Regions from separate parts of the Homo sapiens genome. Here all the other regions are linked to region 2. The links are chromatin loops, found by intact Hi-C in ENCODE. Cell type or tissue: mammary epithelial cell. All regions are shown on one strand. Region 1 overlaps LOC124902978 (a long non-coding RNA gene). Region 2 has its middle 160 kb from the start of TMTC3. Region 3 overlaps TMTC3 (transmembrane O-mannosyltransferase targeting cadherins 3).

Evidence for each region. A loop is a pair of places that touch in the nucleus more often than their neighbours do. Peaks named below come from ENCODE experiments on the same cell type or tissue, not always from the same donor. Only the 100,000 strongest peaks of a DNase experiment are listed, where the experiment ranks them.
Region 1: it touches region 2 in a loop (6-fold over the local background); 3 of 110 quality-filtered maps call a loop at or near these places.
Region 3: a loop joins it to region 2, with 2.0 times the contacts of the local background. A loop is called at or near these places in 3 of 110 quality-filtered maps.

Annotation. Positions count from the first base shown.
Region 1 is chr12:88,390,690-88,395,689 of GRCh38, forward strand. The region is part of intron 1 of LOC124902978 (a long non-coding RNA gene); the gene reads right to left. Among named protein-coding and RNA genes, the nearest start is that of KITLG, 190 kb to the right of the region's middle. In mammary epithelial cell, a CTCF peak has its summit at 2,888 (motif pointing left); DNase peaks (open chromatin) are centred at 1,112, 2,522 and 2,822.
Region 2 is chr12:88,297,706-88,302,705 of GRCh38, forward strand. No RefSeq gene overlaps it. Among named protein-coding and RNA genes, the nearest start is that of TMTC3, 160 kb to the left of the region's middle. In mammary epithelial cell, no CTCF peak of the experiment used is centred here; DNase peaks (open chromatin) are centred at 1,136 and 2,126; H3K27ac peaks cover 2,354 bases.
Region 3 is chr12:88,183,693-88,188,692 of GRCh38, forward strand. All of the region lies in intron 10 of TMTC3 (transmembrane O-mannosyltransferase targeting cadherins 3), which reads left to right. Among named protein-coding and RNA genes, the nearest start is that of TMTC3, 44 kb to the left of the region's middle. In mammary epithelial cell, no CTCF peak of the experiment used is centred here; a DNase peak (open chromatin) is centred at 2,489; H3K27ac peaks cover 611 bases.

The sequences.
Region 1 (5,000 bases), 93 kb after region 2:
TGACACTGGGGAACAATTTCTCTCTCTGCTACAGGAGGCATCCCAGTTGTGGCTGTACGTTCACCATGATGCCAGCTGCTGCCCCATAACCACTCTCTCTGTGAATCTCTGTTTCTGTCAAACTAATTAGCTTCTAGTATCCAATAATATTACCTTCTCCCAATGTATTCATGGGTATGAGTGGCTTCTTGCTATTGTTATCTTGTTTACCTCACTAGTTTCACTGCCCTCAATCTGGAAGATAAACATCTGGCAAAATAGGGTTCTTAAAAAGCACTGTTTTACAGAATACTTCGGCATCCTCCTGTTGCCGACCTTGGATCTGAGTCACTTGAAGGAAAGTCTGTTCTCTCTCTGTTCTCTAGCTTTCTAGTAATTTTCTTTCAAATTGTCTCTTGGAATTGGCTTTTCTAAGCCCAGCATTCTTGCTCTTCTGATAACAAATTCCCTCCCTCTTTTCTTTTACAAGACGTTCCTTCTCTCCCTAGTAGTGACCCAAATTGAAGGTATGGCATGAAACCTAACCTTGACCAACCAGAATCCTTTTCCAGGAACTGCTAGGGATGCAGAGGAGAGAGCAATCACCATTTGCCTTTGCCATCCTGTATGTACCGGGGTCTATTTTGTAAAAAGAGCCTGTGAATGGGGCCAACACCAATGGAGGCTGACCTAAAAAATGCCTGATAACATTTTTTATACTAAACTCCTGGATAAATTTGGAAGAGAACAATATTAATACAAAGTACAACCCAACTCATAAAACTCTCAAGTTGTAAAAGTCTTTTCTGACTGATTGAAAGGAAGTTTTGAGTAGAGTGGGAGGAAGGGATGAGTAGGGGGTTGTTGGAGATAAAGTTAATTTGGGTCACAGATATAAAGAATGAGAACACATCTTAGTGTCTGGATGGTTGCTGAAGATGGAGGGAACTTGGAAAACTGAAACCCAGCATATGTTGATTTATCTCCACATTTTCATTTCTGAGTTTCTGGCTCTTTCTGACACTTATGATGTCTGTGGCATCTATTCTTTTTATTACATTGTTACAAGTCTTTCCTAACCCTTTGAAGTCAGAACGCTTTGCTTTCACTACCACTTCATGCTGACATCTGTGACTAAGCTCCCTGGCTGCTTGGGGATTTTTTTTAACCAGATGTCATAAATTACAGAAATGGAGGTTGCCAAAGATTAAACTGATTATCAAACAAATAATGAAACACATTATTTGTGTTAGGAAATAAAATATATCTTAAATGTCTATGAAAGAATTGTTGAAAATGACATCTAAAAATCATCCCTGTTTTTCTTAATTTTTGAATGTGTTGCCTTAGGAGATGTTTTCTTTAACAACAGAGTCATATGGTTTAATGACATTGAACAATTTTTTTTTTTTTTTTTTTTTTTGAGACAGAGTCTCGCTCTGTCACCCAGGCTGGAGTGCAGTGGCGCTATCTCGGCTCACTGCAAGCTCTGCCTCCCGGGTTCACGCCATTCTCCTGCCTCAGCCTCCCGAGTAGCTGGGACTACAGAAGCCTGTCACCATGCCCGGCTAATTTTTTGTATTTTTAGTAGAGACATGTTAGCCAGGATGGTCTTGATCTCCTGACCTCGTGATCCACCCGCCTTGGCCTCCCAGAGTGCTGGGATTACAGGCGTGAGCCACCACGCCCGGCCGTCATTGAACAATTTACTCCATACCATGAACAGATAAATTTCTGACAGAATCTCAGCATCAACTGGAAATTCAGATCAGTAATTTTGTTTTCCAGGTTGCATAAACTTAAGTTAGGCTAGAAACATTCTTGTTCAGGTGCTCTCAGTATTCAGTACTGGGCTGGTCACCTATTATGCTTTAATTTTCTGTATGAATCCCTCATAAACTGTCATCTTTGTCCTAGACATAGTCAGAAAAGTAACATTTGTGCCACCAATAGAGTTCTATTTGAATCAACTAGGACTTTTAAAAGTTTCAGCCACTATTCTGCCCGGAGAATATCAGCTGTTATGTCTTCCCATCCTAGAACCCCTGCAAACATTCCCTAGAGCCCACTTTGACTGTGGCAACCACAGGAGACTGGCAAGACTGGGGAGCTGAGGTATCCCCAAAGATCTGGCTCTTAGCATGAGCTACCCATAGGGCAAGGGGCAATGCAGCCTGCCAAAGTGCCCCTTAGGACAAAGGAAACCTGATTGTGTGTTCTCCCCATCTGATAGCCCTCTCATGCTTGTGAGCAGAAGGTAACTGTGCCCATCCCAGTGAAGATGAGGGCATAGTGCTGATCTCTGAAAGGGAGGAATGTTGTTCTACTTCAGTAGACAGGCAGCACCAGTGGCCAGGAACAGATGTGAAGGTGGGGGGTCTTCTCTTGTCCCCCCATCCACTGCTGTGGATGCAGCCACAGGTTTTCCTACTGGGTATTGGAGTGGGTATACCTGGAGATAGCTTCTCCAGGACTATGTGGGGTTACTAAACCCCTACTGAAAGTGTGCCCACGAGCCCAGGCTTGCACAAAGGGCAGGATTCAACATCCTCTTCCTATGTGGAGTAATGGCATCCCTACAGCTGAATGCTGGCCAGCCACAGAGTTGTTTGGGGCTGAGGGAAGAGGTTCCACTCCAGGCCAATTCAGGGTAGCCACAGGATGTGCATTTTCTGCAGAATTCAGTTCCATTTAGCCTGGAGATAAAGGGCAGGGTCTATCTGAACTGAAGGCTGCAAGCTCTGGGACAGTGGTGTGATAGGGAATTGGATGGGGAACTGATACAGCCCCCTCCTTGCCACCTCTGAGGATACCTCAGAGCATTGTACCATGTGCTCTCTCAACCACCCCAGTCAGGGTAGGTGCTTCCACTGATCATTGGGGTATCTGGGAATGAGCCAGCTCTTACTTGTAAGTGCCACCTACAGGACTGAAAGTTGAACTGCATAATCAAAAAAAAAAAAACCCCACTTACAGAAAGGCATAGTGCTAGGGAATGAGATACGCTTCCTGAGATCTCAGCTCTTAGCCCCACAGAAAATAGTGAGCCAGTTCATATACCCAATGCATTGTTACAACAATCAGCACTTGAGAAAGCCACCACACATAGAAAAGCTATCTATAACCAAGGAATTTATACCAGAACCTTGGCCCCTTGAAAGCATCCAGAATTGAAACCAAGTGATCATATACAACATACATTACAGTCACACCTCAAGGGGAAAAATAAATAAAAATTCCCATCCAAACAAAAGAAAATTCAAAAATAAGAAGAGCAAGCTTCTCCAGATGAGAAATAATCATCATAGAACTCCTGCAGTACAAACAAACAAACAAACAAACAAACAAAAAACAACATTTCAACATCCCCAAAGGATCACATTAGATGTCTAGCAATGGATCCTAATCAAAAATGAGTTTGGATCCTAATCAAAATAAAAACTCTGAAATAAGAGAAAAAGTTCAAAATATGGATTGTAGGAAATCTCAATGAGTTCCAAGAAAAAGTTGAAAATCAACACAAAAAATCAGGAAAACAATTCAGGATATGAATGAAAAATTTACTAAAGACATGGATAGTTTTTTTAAAAAAACAGAACTTTGGGAAATAAAAAAATTATTGATGATATTACAAAAAATAGTTGGAAGCTTTATGAGTAGACTAAACTGAGCAGAAGAGTTTCAGAACTTGAAGACTGGTCATTCAAATTAGCCCAGTCAGACGAAAATAAAGATAAAGAAATGTTTAATAATGAACAAAGCCTTCAAGAAATATGGAATTATGTAAAACAACCAAATCTATGAGTAAAAGGCATTTCTGAGGGAGAAGAAAAAGTAAAAACTTTGGAAAACATATTTGACAGAATAATTCAAGAAAACTCTCCTGGCCTAGCTAGAGAACTAGACATTAAGATACAAAAGCTCAAAGAATACTTGGAAGATTCTCTGCAGGAAGAATCTCATGAAGGCATATAGCCATCAGACTATCCAAAGTCAAGATGAAAGAAAAAAAAAATCCTAAAAGCAGCTAGAGGGGAGCCTCTAATAATCTATAAAGGAAATCTCATTAGACTAACAGTGGACTTCTCAGCAGAAGCTTTATAAGGCAGAAGAGATTGAGGGCCTATTTTCAGCCTTCTCAAAGAAAAAAAAATGCCAGTCAAGAATTTATATAGTGCCAAACTAAGCTTCATAAATGAAGGAGAAATAAAGTCTTTCTCAGACAAGCAAATGCTAAGGCAAATTCATCACCACTAGACCAGCCCTACAAGAAAAGCTCAAAAGAGTTCTAAACATGGAAATGAAAGGACAATGATTTCCATAATAAAAGCACATGTAAGTACAAAGTTTACAGATCCTATAAAGGAATTACACATTGAGATTACAAAGCCAACTAGGTAACAACATTATGACAGGAAGAAAACCTTACATATTAATATGAATCTTAAACATAAAAGACTTAAATTTTCCACTTAAAGATATAGATAGGTCAATTGTATTTAAAAAAACAAGATACAACTGCTTGCTGTCCACAAGAAACCCGCAAAATAAGTGAAGGCCCATAAACTCAAAATGAAGGGGTGGACAAAGATATACCATGTAAACAGAAAACAAACAAACAGAAAAAAGCAGGAGTAGCTATAGTTATAACAGTTAAAACAGACTTTAAATAATCAATAGTGAAATAAAGCAAAGAAAGTTGTTACGTAATGATAAAGAGTTCAATTCAACAAGAAGATATAATTATTCTAAATATGTATGAGCCAACCACCAGAGCACTCAGATTTATAAAACAAACACTACTAGACCTGAGAAAAGAGATGGAGAGAAATAAAATAGTATTAGGGGACTTCAACACCTCAGTGGTAGCACTAGACAGATGACTGAGGCAGAAAATCAACAAACTCTGGACTTCAACGGGACTCTAGATCAAATGGACCTAATAGACAGTTACAGAACATTGCACCCAACAACCACAGAATATACATTTTTCTATTACTTCCCAGCCTTTTGGCTAAGAT
Region 2 (5,000 bases):
TCTTTTTCTATGTTTATTTCTCAGCTATACCACCCATCCCATACAGCTTTCATTTTGGGTATCCATATCAGAGTATAGATGCTCCTTGACTTATGTTGCGGTTATGTCCTGATAAACTCATTGCAAGTTGAAAATATATAAGATGAAAATGCATCGAATACACCTAACCTAGCAAACATCATAATTTAGCCTACCCTACCTTAAATGTGTTCAGAACACTTATATTGGCCTACATTTGGGCAAAATCATATAACATCAAGCCTATTTTCTAATAAAGTGTTGAATATCTCCTGTAATTTATTGAATAGTTCACTGAAAGTGAAAAACAGAATGGTTGTATAAGTATTGGAAGTCTAGTTTCTCCTGAATGTGTATTGCTTTTGAACCACCATAAAGTAAAAAAAAAAAAAATCATTTAATTCAGGGACTGTCTGTAGTTCATTAAGAAGGTTAATGTATCTAAATACAGTCTATCCAGGCTTATCTTCATGGGACTTGGTTATCTTTGTTTTTCATATGAAGAGGTATAATTGGCCAGTTTCCTGTAAAGCTGAAAAAGCCCAGTATCTCTTGAAATAAAATACTTTGCTTTTGTACAGTGTAAGTTGATTAAATTGTTGCCTTTTTTCCCTATGTATCTTTCTTATAAACTTGCTTTGTTAAAAATGTTAATTTTTTCACATTTTCCTTGTATTTTTCATTTTGAGTTTCTTTTACAAGGCTTCTCTTTATTGACAGTATATTTACTTAACTCTTTTTGTTGATCAGCACAAGTCATTTTGGGAAGCTGCCCATTATAGAGGGCAGCTAAGCACACTCTTCAAATTAATACAAAAATCTGTGGCCAAGTGAATATTTGATGTAAATGTGAAATTCTTCATGCTTGCCAATGAAAATCTGTCTTTTTAATCAAACTACTTTTCTTCTTGGTTAATAGAATCATAATAGTAAACTCCTTTCATTTTTTTTCTCAGTCTCCTCGATTTGAATGTTGTTACCTTATTATTCTTTATCTCATGATTTTCTTTTGTTTCTTAAATGTCAGAATATACCTGTAATTCCAGTTCCCTGGTGTGGCTGGCAGCCTCTAACAGAACTCTCAATGATTTCTGTTTCCTGGAGTTCCCCTCCTTTTGAGTGTGGGTTGAATTTAGTGACTCACTTCTAATGAATAGAATGTGGCAGAAGTAAGTGATGAGATGTCACTTACAAGATTAGGATAAAAAGACATTGTGGCTTCTGTCCTGGCACCCTCTTGCTCTCTCACTTGCTCACTCTAAGAAAAGCCAACTAGCATGGAGATTTTTTTCATAGCTTCCCTAAGAAGATAATCATTTAACAAGGGACAGGCGAGGCTTCTAGCCAACAGCCAGTAAAGAGCTGAGGTCATCAGTTCAATACCCCATGAGAAACTGAATCCTATCAACAACCATGTGAGGGAGCTAGGAAATATTTCCCCTCTCAGCTGAGCCTTCAAATGCGACCATAGTGTCAGTTGACACCATCGCTACAACCTCATGTAAGCGTACTTGCATTCCTGATCCACAGAGTGAGATAATAAATGGAATGAGATAATAAATGTGTGAGTTTTTTGAGACAATTCTGAAATAAAATATTATGAATCAATAGATAACTAAAACACTTTGCCACATATATTTTCTGATATTCATGTATAAGGGAAGTTTTACAAGTATATTACTATGATCATTTCACCTTACAAATGGGAAAGATTTGAAAATTACAAGATGTTGGAATGTAAGTTCAGAAGATACCATTTTGAGTAAAAGATATAGATATGATTGTGCATTGTCCAGCAAGTAATTGCTGAAAATTTCTAATTCCTAATGAAAACATTGAACCAACAAGATGTAGACTTCCTGCACCTAATGAGCTAAATATGGAAATGCATGAGTCAATGGGAAATCAGCTCTCACTTCTTATGAAGTAACCCTGAGAAATGTGAAGCAAAGAAAATATGATGGCTGTTTCTATCAACACGAGCTTAAAGAGGGTGGAAAGAACTCTAATACTGAAACCTAGTCATAGGTCAAGGCTGCAGAATTCGCCCCATTTCCATTTTGCTGATTCATATCAGTCAGATATGACTATGCCACTTGATTTTGTCATAGAGCAAACCCAACAGTGGTTAAGCCACGTTCCAAGAATAATTTAACACTATCTCCTTCTACCCCCACAAACACATGCACTGACCACGTGGTCATCCCCCTGCAGTAATATGTACTGGAGCAATGACTCAGCTCACAGTTCTACCCTATAGCTATGTTTGTGCCACTACCACCTCCTGCCTCAAAGAAACTCTTGCCAGGGTGATTTACCAAGGATAAAGATGTCTAATTTAAGTTGGACCAACCCAATTCTCTTTCTTGGAAATTTGAAACTAGAAGAGAGCCACATGGAGAATGAAGGTAATTGAAGCTAGGATAGCTAATATTGATACTTCAGAGAACATCCAAGAGCTTCTTTCTGATGCCAAAGACCCAGAACAGCCTTTGTCCCTAGCCTTTGTCAAAGTAGAATGATGGCTCCAAGCCTTTCACTTCTTAGTAATGTGTTGTCTTAGTAATCTAATCTTAGTAAGTGTTATCTTAGTAATCTAATCAATGTAACTTTCTTACATTAGAGTAATTTTTGGTTGTTTAACAGGTAGGCCAGACCTACTATTATTTATCCCCTACGTCCGTATCAAATAGGCTTCTGCTTGAAGATCTTGGCTGACACAAGACTCTAATTTAGTTTTCCCACACAGATAAGGTAATAAAATAAAGACAAATGAATTGATTTTATTGTTAAATGAGTCATGAATTTTGATGAGCTTGGATCTTGACAACAAGTATAGAATTTAAGATGTGGAAAAATATTCTTGGAAGGCAAGGTCATCAGATCCGGAGTCCATTCTAAATCCCAGTGGAACTCTGTGACTGCTTAATGCATAAGACACAGTTGGGTTCAGATCTTTATAATGTTCCACACTGACTTCCTGACTGTCTCAAGTAGCTATTTCACGGTCTCTTAAGAGGTAACCTGTATCACCAATTTTTTATTAAACCTGTGGATTTTGCATCAGAAAAGTTATTCTGATTAATTTGGGGCCATTTAGAAGAGCAAAACAGTATTTTAGTAAAATGTTACCTTCAACAAGTATGTTATTGTAATTTAGTCATTGGGAAGATTAATTCGTCTTCTTTAGAAAATATTGCAGCCTAACACAATGATTAAAAGCATGAGATTTAGTAATTTCAAACCTTAACTCTCCCAGAGTTTGGCTGCTCCTTCATTTTAGAGGGATTAGTTCAGGTCATCCTGGCAGGTTCCCATATCAGTGTTGTGCTCTTAGGTTCATAGTTTTGTTTTATGGATAAATATTTACTTATGTCTGTTTGGCTAACTTTGCTTTGTGGCTGAGCAGTTGTTTCTTACTAGTTGTGAAACTAGATTGGGTTAAATTAAAATGACATGGCCATTTCATTTCTCCTTCCACTTTTGCCATTATGTGGGAGGGGAAACAACTCCAGGCATTTATTCAACAAATATTTATTCAGCCTTTACTATGTACCAGAAACTGGGGATAAAGTTGTTAACAAAAACATTATGGTTCCTGACCTCACCGAGCTGATGGTCTAAGAAATCCAAAATGGTGACCCACATTACTCCTGAAACTCATTCAAATTGCAAAAGATCCTATCTCCAAGTAAAGAATTTTTAGGAGTATTCCTTACTTTCTTCCCAAACAGCATCTTACTCTTAATTAGGGAAGCTATATGCCAAAGCTGAGCCCCTTCCTTTTATTTTGAGGAAGTATTATTGTAATTGGTAAATATGTTTCAGATTCTTTAGTAAGGGATTTTGGTGATTTACTAATTTACTTATGAATGAAGATTCCTTTATTATTTTCTGTTGCTCTTATTATTTTGTTTAGTGTGCTATGTAAACATGCAGTCATATCATAATCTTTCCTAGAAGTCTAATTTGATTCAAGTTTGCACATTTAAAAAGCCAATGACAAACTCTACCCCCTAATCTTTGTCATCTATATAGGTCTTATTTCAACTGTTGTTCAGGAATGATCCAAACAAATTCAGAAGCAGATTTAAATGTTATAGGTAAGCTTATTTTTTTAAATCAAACTTAAAAAAATTGAAATGTCCTCATGGGTTTTACACCCAAATACATAATAAACATATGTTTTTAAAATATTAGATAATGACAAAAATAAACAATTTTAAAATACTATTGTTAATCCTATCATACAAAAATGACCAGTATTAACACTCTGATGTATATTTCTGAAATTTTTAATAGACATACACACACATAAAGACATATACATTCTTGCTCTCTCCTTTTAATTTAAATAATTAAAAGTCTTTAATACTGTAAAACTACTTTACAACTGCTTTAATCATAGAACTTCTAAACATATACATATACATAAACATATTTAGATTTCAAAAAGCATAGATTTACAGCATCATTTTAATGGCGCATCATACTCCATTTAATGTTATAATGTATTTGCTCATTTCCGCTTACATTTAGTTTACCTTCAGTTTTTGGTTCTTAGGAGCTCTCAGGTACTCCCTAGCTCCTTGCAAGACTTGATCTTGGTTACAAATTTTTCGTCTATTTATGCCTTTAAAATACTTAATAGAAACTCATTTTGCTCATGAGTATTTGATTAAGCATGCATACAATTAGAAATAATTACACATCAGTATTATGTCATGAAGTAACATTGGTTTTGTACTTTTCTTTTTCTTGTCCTTTTGTAGCAAACACTGGTAATCTGGATTTTTCAGTTTTCTCTGGTACTTCCCACTGGTTTCAAACTGCTCTCCTTCCAAATTTAGTAATGTTTATTCCAGAATGAATGTATTAAATCTGAACTGTTTAATAAGAGTAGCCAACCCCCAAAGTTAGAATAAAGGGAAAGGCAAAACATGCCACCCATTAAGAAGCCAAGGCATTACCAAGGTAATTCT
Region 3 (5,000 bases), 110 kb before region 2:
GGCATGATGTTAAGATTTCTCCACACTTGTTCTCAGAGCCCTATGTCTAGCATACCTTCTTCTGGGAACCATGGGTTATGGGAAACAGCAGTTTGCATTATGTCCCTTAATTGAGCCTGCGAAACTGGGGCTCCACTAGCTTTAAGCAGCTGTTTCAGTACTTTTATATACTGTTTCTGTTGAGCTGACAACCACTGTCCCATGATGAAACCCTAGCCTGAACAATTCCCTCGAACTTGGAAATCCCAAGCGGGCACCAATGACTTACTGTGCAGTCTCTTAACCTTCGTTTTTGAGGGTTCCATCGCAATCCATTGCAGCCTTCCTCACACGGGGCACCACCTGCCGAGTCTGTCCCACAGACTCTGGCCGAGTGATGGATGAAAGAAGTACACTGACACAGGAATTTTGCGTGACAGCGTGGCTAGGGGACCGCATGGCTCAGCACCACCAACAAGAGAGTGCAGCAGCCACCAAGAGAGTGCAGCCCCCCTAAGCCAGCCCTGCTAGCATTTATTTAGTTCAGATTTAATGATAAAGGCTTGGAGCAAACACAATTTGTGGGTAATGAACATTGTCGACCCCCCAAGTAGAGAGCAGTCCTGTGCATGAATAATCAAAGGTTGATTTCTAGAGAAAGGAGTAAACAAATTTATCTAGATAAATTCCTTTACATTCCCTTATCTACTCTTTTCTCTCAGACTCCTGATAAGAGAATCTGGCGGCCTTCAGCCATAATTCCCTTCGGAAGCTTTTGCAAAGCCTCCTGGCCTTCCAAGAAGGTTTGCATCTTTCCCTATAACTTTTTCTTACAACTTTTCCCACCACCCTGACCAAACTCCTACAGGAGGTGGCAAAAAAGTGATGTATAATGCAGGGAAGAAGGCTGAAAGAGAATGGATAGCAAATGGCTCTGTAGGTATATTTGTTCATTGGGCACGTATTTGAGAATTTACCATGTGTCAAGACACTGTTTTAAGTGCTGGGGAATCCAGAAGAAATAAAACAAATTTCCTCCCTTCGTGGAGTTTCCATTCTAAATAAAGGCATAAACATAAGTAAACAAATACACACCACATGTAAATATATATATATATACACACACACAAAATATATATATACACACACACATATGCATGCACATGTGTATTTATATGAAAGTGATAAAAGCTATAAAAAGGGCATAGAGATTAGAAATTTTCAGAGAAAGTCTCTTCGAGATGATAATAAACAGAGCAACCTTCGCACATATACTCTGGTGTAATTTTAAGTATCACTGGCTATGCAGAAAACAGTGAAGAAAAGCAGGAAGATCATTTAGAAGGCTTTTGCAGTAACCCAAAGACATGATTGAGTTGTAATTTTTTAATAGCAATCTTGAAGTACATGTGACATACAATAGACTATACATGTTTAAAATACATAATTTGATAAGTTTCGGCATATGTATATTATCTGTGAGACCATAATTACAATTAAGATACTGAAAATATCCATCAACCCCTCAAATTCCTTGGATCCTTTTCTGATACCTCCCTCTTACCCCTTTTCACCCCAGCCTTCTCTAAGCAAAAGCTTTCTATCACTACAGATAATGTGCTTTTTCTAAAATTGTGTATGAATGGAATTATACTCTATGGACTCTCTCTTTTTTTTTTTTCTTGGCTTTTTTACTCTGCACAGTTATTTTGATACTCATTCATGTTGTTGTATGAATCAAAAACCCATACCTTGGTATGGCTGAGTAGTATTCCTTCACGTAGATATACCACAGTTTGTTTATCCATTTACCTGTTGATGGATGTTTGGATTGTTCACAGTTTGGAGCTGTTACAAACATGGCTGTTACGAACATTCATATACCAGTCTTTATGGATATATGTTTTCATTTCTCTTAGGTAAAAACCTGAGAGAAAAATGGCATGGTCATATGATTTCTGTATGTTTAACTTTTTAAAGGCTGCTAAATTATGTTCCAAAAAATGTATTTCCCACCAGCAGTATAGGAGAGCTCTCCTGCCTTTCTTAATTCTTCATTTGCTGAGAATTTTTAACACAAGTAAATGTTGGATTCTGTCAAATGCTTTTGTGCACCATTTGAGATGATGATAAGGTTTTTATTTTTTTTGTCTGTTAATACAGTGGATATCATCAATTGATTTCATAATGTTAAAACAACCTTGCCTTCAGTAATACACAATTTGATTGTGACTTATTATCTTTATTATATTTTATTTGTTAAAATGCTATTAGTAATTTTTACATCTATATTTATGAAGGATAGAGAGTTCCTAGGAGATTCCAGATATTTATAAATTTATTTTTTTAAATAAATTGATAATTTTGTGGACAGGAAATACTGAAACTCTACATAATTGCCTAAGCCATCAATGTGAGAATACTTCACTGTTGGGCAGCTAATATTTCACTGTTGGGCAGCTGTGTATTAGTCATACACAGTTGCCTGAAAACTTCCCAGCCACATCACATTTGCATCCCTAGGCAGGATGACTGAGATCATATGTGAACCAGTGTCTAATAACTACTGTCATTTCAAATAAATGGTGACTGTAAACCTGTGTACACAGGTGTTTGTTACTATTAAAAACACATGCAAACATTCATGCAGGTAAGTTGATAACCTTTAGCAGTGAGGTAAGTTCCCTTCTAAACAAAGTTCCTTTGTTTTCCTAGTGAAAATATGATATTAGAGATGTGAGGAGAGATAAGAAATGAAAGAGACTCAACTAGGATTCTGGAAAAATTAACTGATTATAGAAACCTAGTATTGACAAACTGAGACTACATTTGAGATTTGTGAGGTCCTCATTTACCATTGAATTAAAAGCTAGATTGTTAACTCATGCTGCTGTTGTTTTGGATAGGTACTGGTAAGAGTGGGCTTGTTCTTTGAAGTTCCTTTAGTTTCTTTAGTCATTTAAATGTCATTGATTTTTTACATCTTGCCTTCTTTTCTTACCTTTTGTTAATACTTAAATTTATCTTAAAAGTGATACTATTTTACCCTCTAGAATCTTAAAACTTTGTAAATTATAAAGAATTGCTTAGAAATTAGGTCTTTCATTTTATTAGCTGTATTGAGTGGCCTTTTTGATGCTAAACAATATCTAATTGCATCTCTGCTCTTTGAAAACATAGGGCTGCTATACTCTAGTGTCTGAAGTCTACATTAATGACAATATCTCCTGGCCTTAATTCTAAGAGCATGATTTCAATGGATAGTAATTCACCTCATTTTTTATCTAAGTATATAACCTCTTTCTTTTCTAACATTGGTTGGGGATAATTTCAATAACATTTTAAATACTCAGCTGGCATAATTACAGTTTTATTTTAACAAATTTTCAGTTTATTCTTAAATTCTTAGTGTATAATTTTTTCAGGTTCTATGTACCTTAGCTTTTCCTAAATAACATTCTGAGCTCTATAAACATATGGTATGGATTTATCTGGTAAAAAAAAAAAAAAAGATATAAAAGCAAAGACTACCCCATATTTTTAATTGACAATAATAGTACATATTCATGGGATATATAGTGATGTTTTGATACATATAATGCAAGCAAATACCCTGATCTAATCACTATACTGCATATTTTATATGCAATTGGATAATACAATGATTTTCAGCCCTGATTCTACATCAGAATTGCCTTTGACACTTTTTATGAACATATTTTTGCAGATTTCATTTCTGAACATTATGTTTTGATGGACCTAGGTGGGGCTGAAGTATCTGACTTTTTTTTAAACTACACAGGTATTCTGATTTGCAGCCAGAATTAAGAATGGCTAGCTTAAACGTTTTTTTTGCTTGACCCCTCCTGGCTCCATGAGACTCAGCAATACATCTAAAAAGAAAAAAATCTACTTCCTTACTCCTAAACTTATCTATAATCAAACCTGGACCGCATCTGCCAGTTTTTGTGCAGTGCACACAATTGCCAGCCTAAAACATTATATAGCAAGTTCTTAGGACTGTTACTCAGGGAATGCCCAAGATATATATGCTTGGCCCCTATGTGTCCTAGGAGTTGCAGGCAAAGAATTATTGCACAATTGCAAAATAATTGGTATCACAAGGCAAGTAGTAATCATAATGAACCTTTTCATGTATTTTAGTTCGTGTTGAGTATAAACTGTCTGATTTAAGATCTTCTACCTTCCTTCTATCATTATTCCAAACCTTTGAAATATTTACTGGCAAGTATATCTTTTTAAAAAGCTACTGTACAATGAATCCTCATCTCTTTCCTATTTCAGCTACATTTTTTTTCCTATCCCTGAATAAATTTGCTGGGATTTTTACTTTCCACATCAGAAAATGAGACATAAGTTCCTGACATTCTAAAATTAACACAACCTTTTAAAAAAATCTAAAATTAATTTTAAGGAGTTAATTATCATTTAAAAGAGCTGGGCCACTGCATCTTAAGTAATACTATTATCATTATGTTCCATTATACTCTCATTCTAGCCACAGTCACAAAAATTTTTAAAAATCGAATGGCAAAGTTTTTTTTCAGTCTCTTTGCCCCTGTTCCACCATGATGCATATTTGTTATAACACTTGAAATAATTCTAAAAATCCTGATGATTCATTTTACTTGTAGAGTTGAGCTGTACCTTTTGAGTGAATTCCTAAGCTATGAGATTAAGTAAATGGAAGCAAGCTTTAGTGTAGTAAAATACAATGAAGGAAGGTAATAAAAATTTCTTCATTACCTTTATCTCTGGAAGCAAGCTTTAGTGTAGTAAAATACAATGAAGGAAGGTAATAAAAATTTCTTCATTACCTTTATCTCTCTTATGTCTCAACTCTTCAAAAATCCATTCAAATAGTTTTTTCATGCCATGTATGTATTTTCTGTCTTTACATGCTTTAAGTAATTTTGTGTATACCATTGGTTTTAAGTTATAACAAGTTAAATTACAAGAACTTTAAGGAAGAAGCAGGACCTGTTGCCTGCTTTTGCATT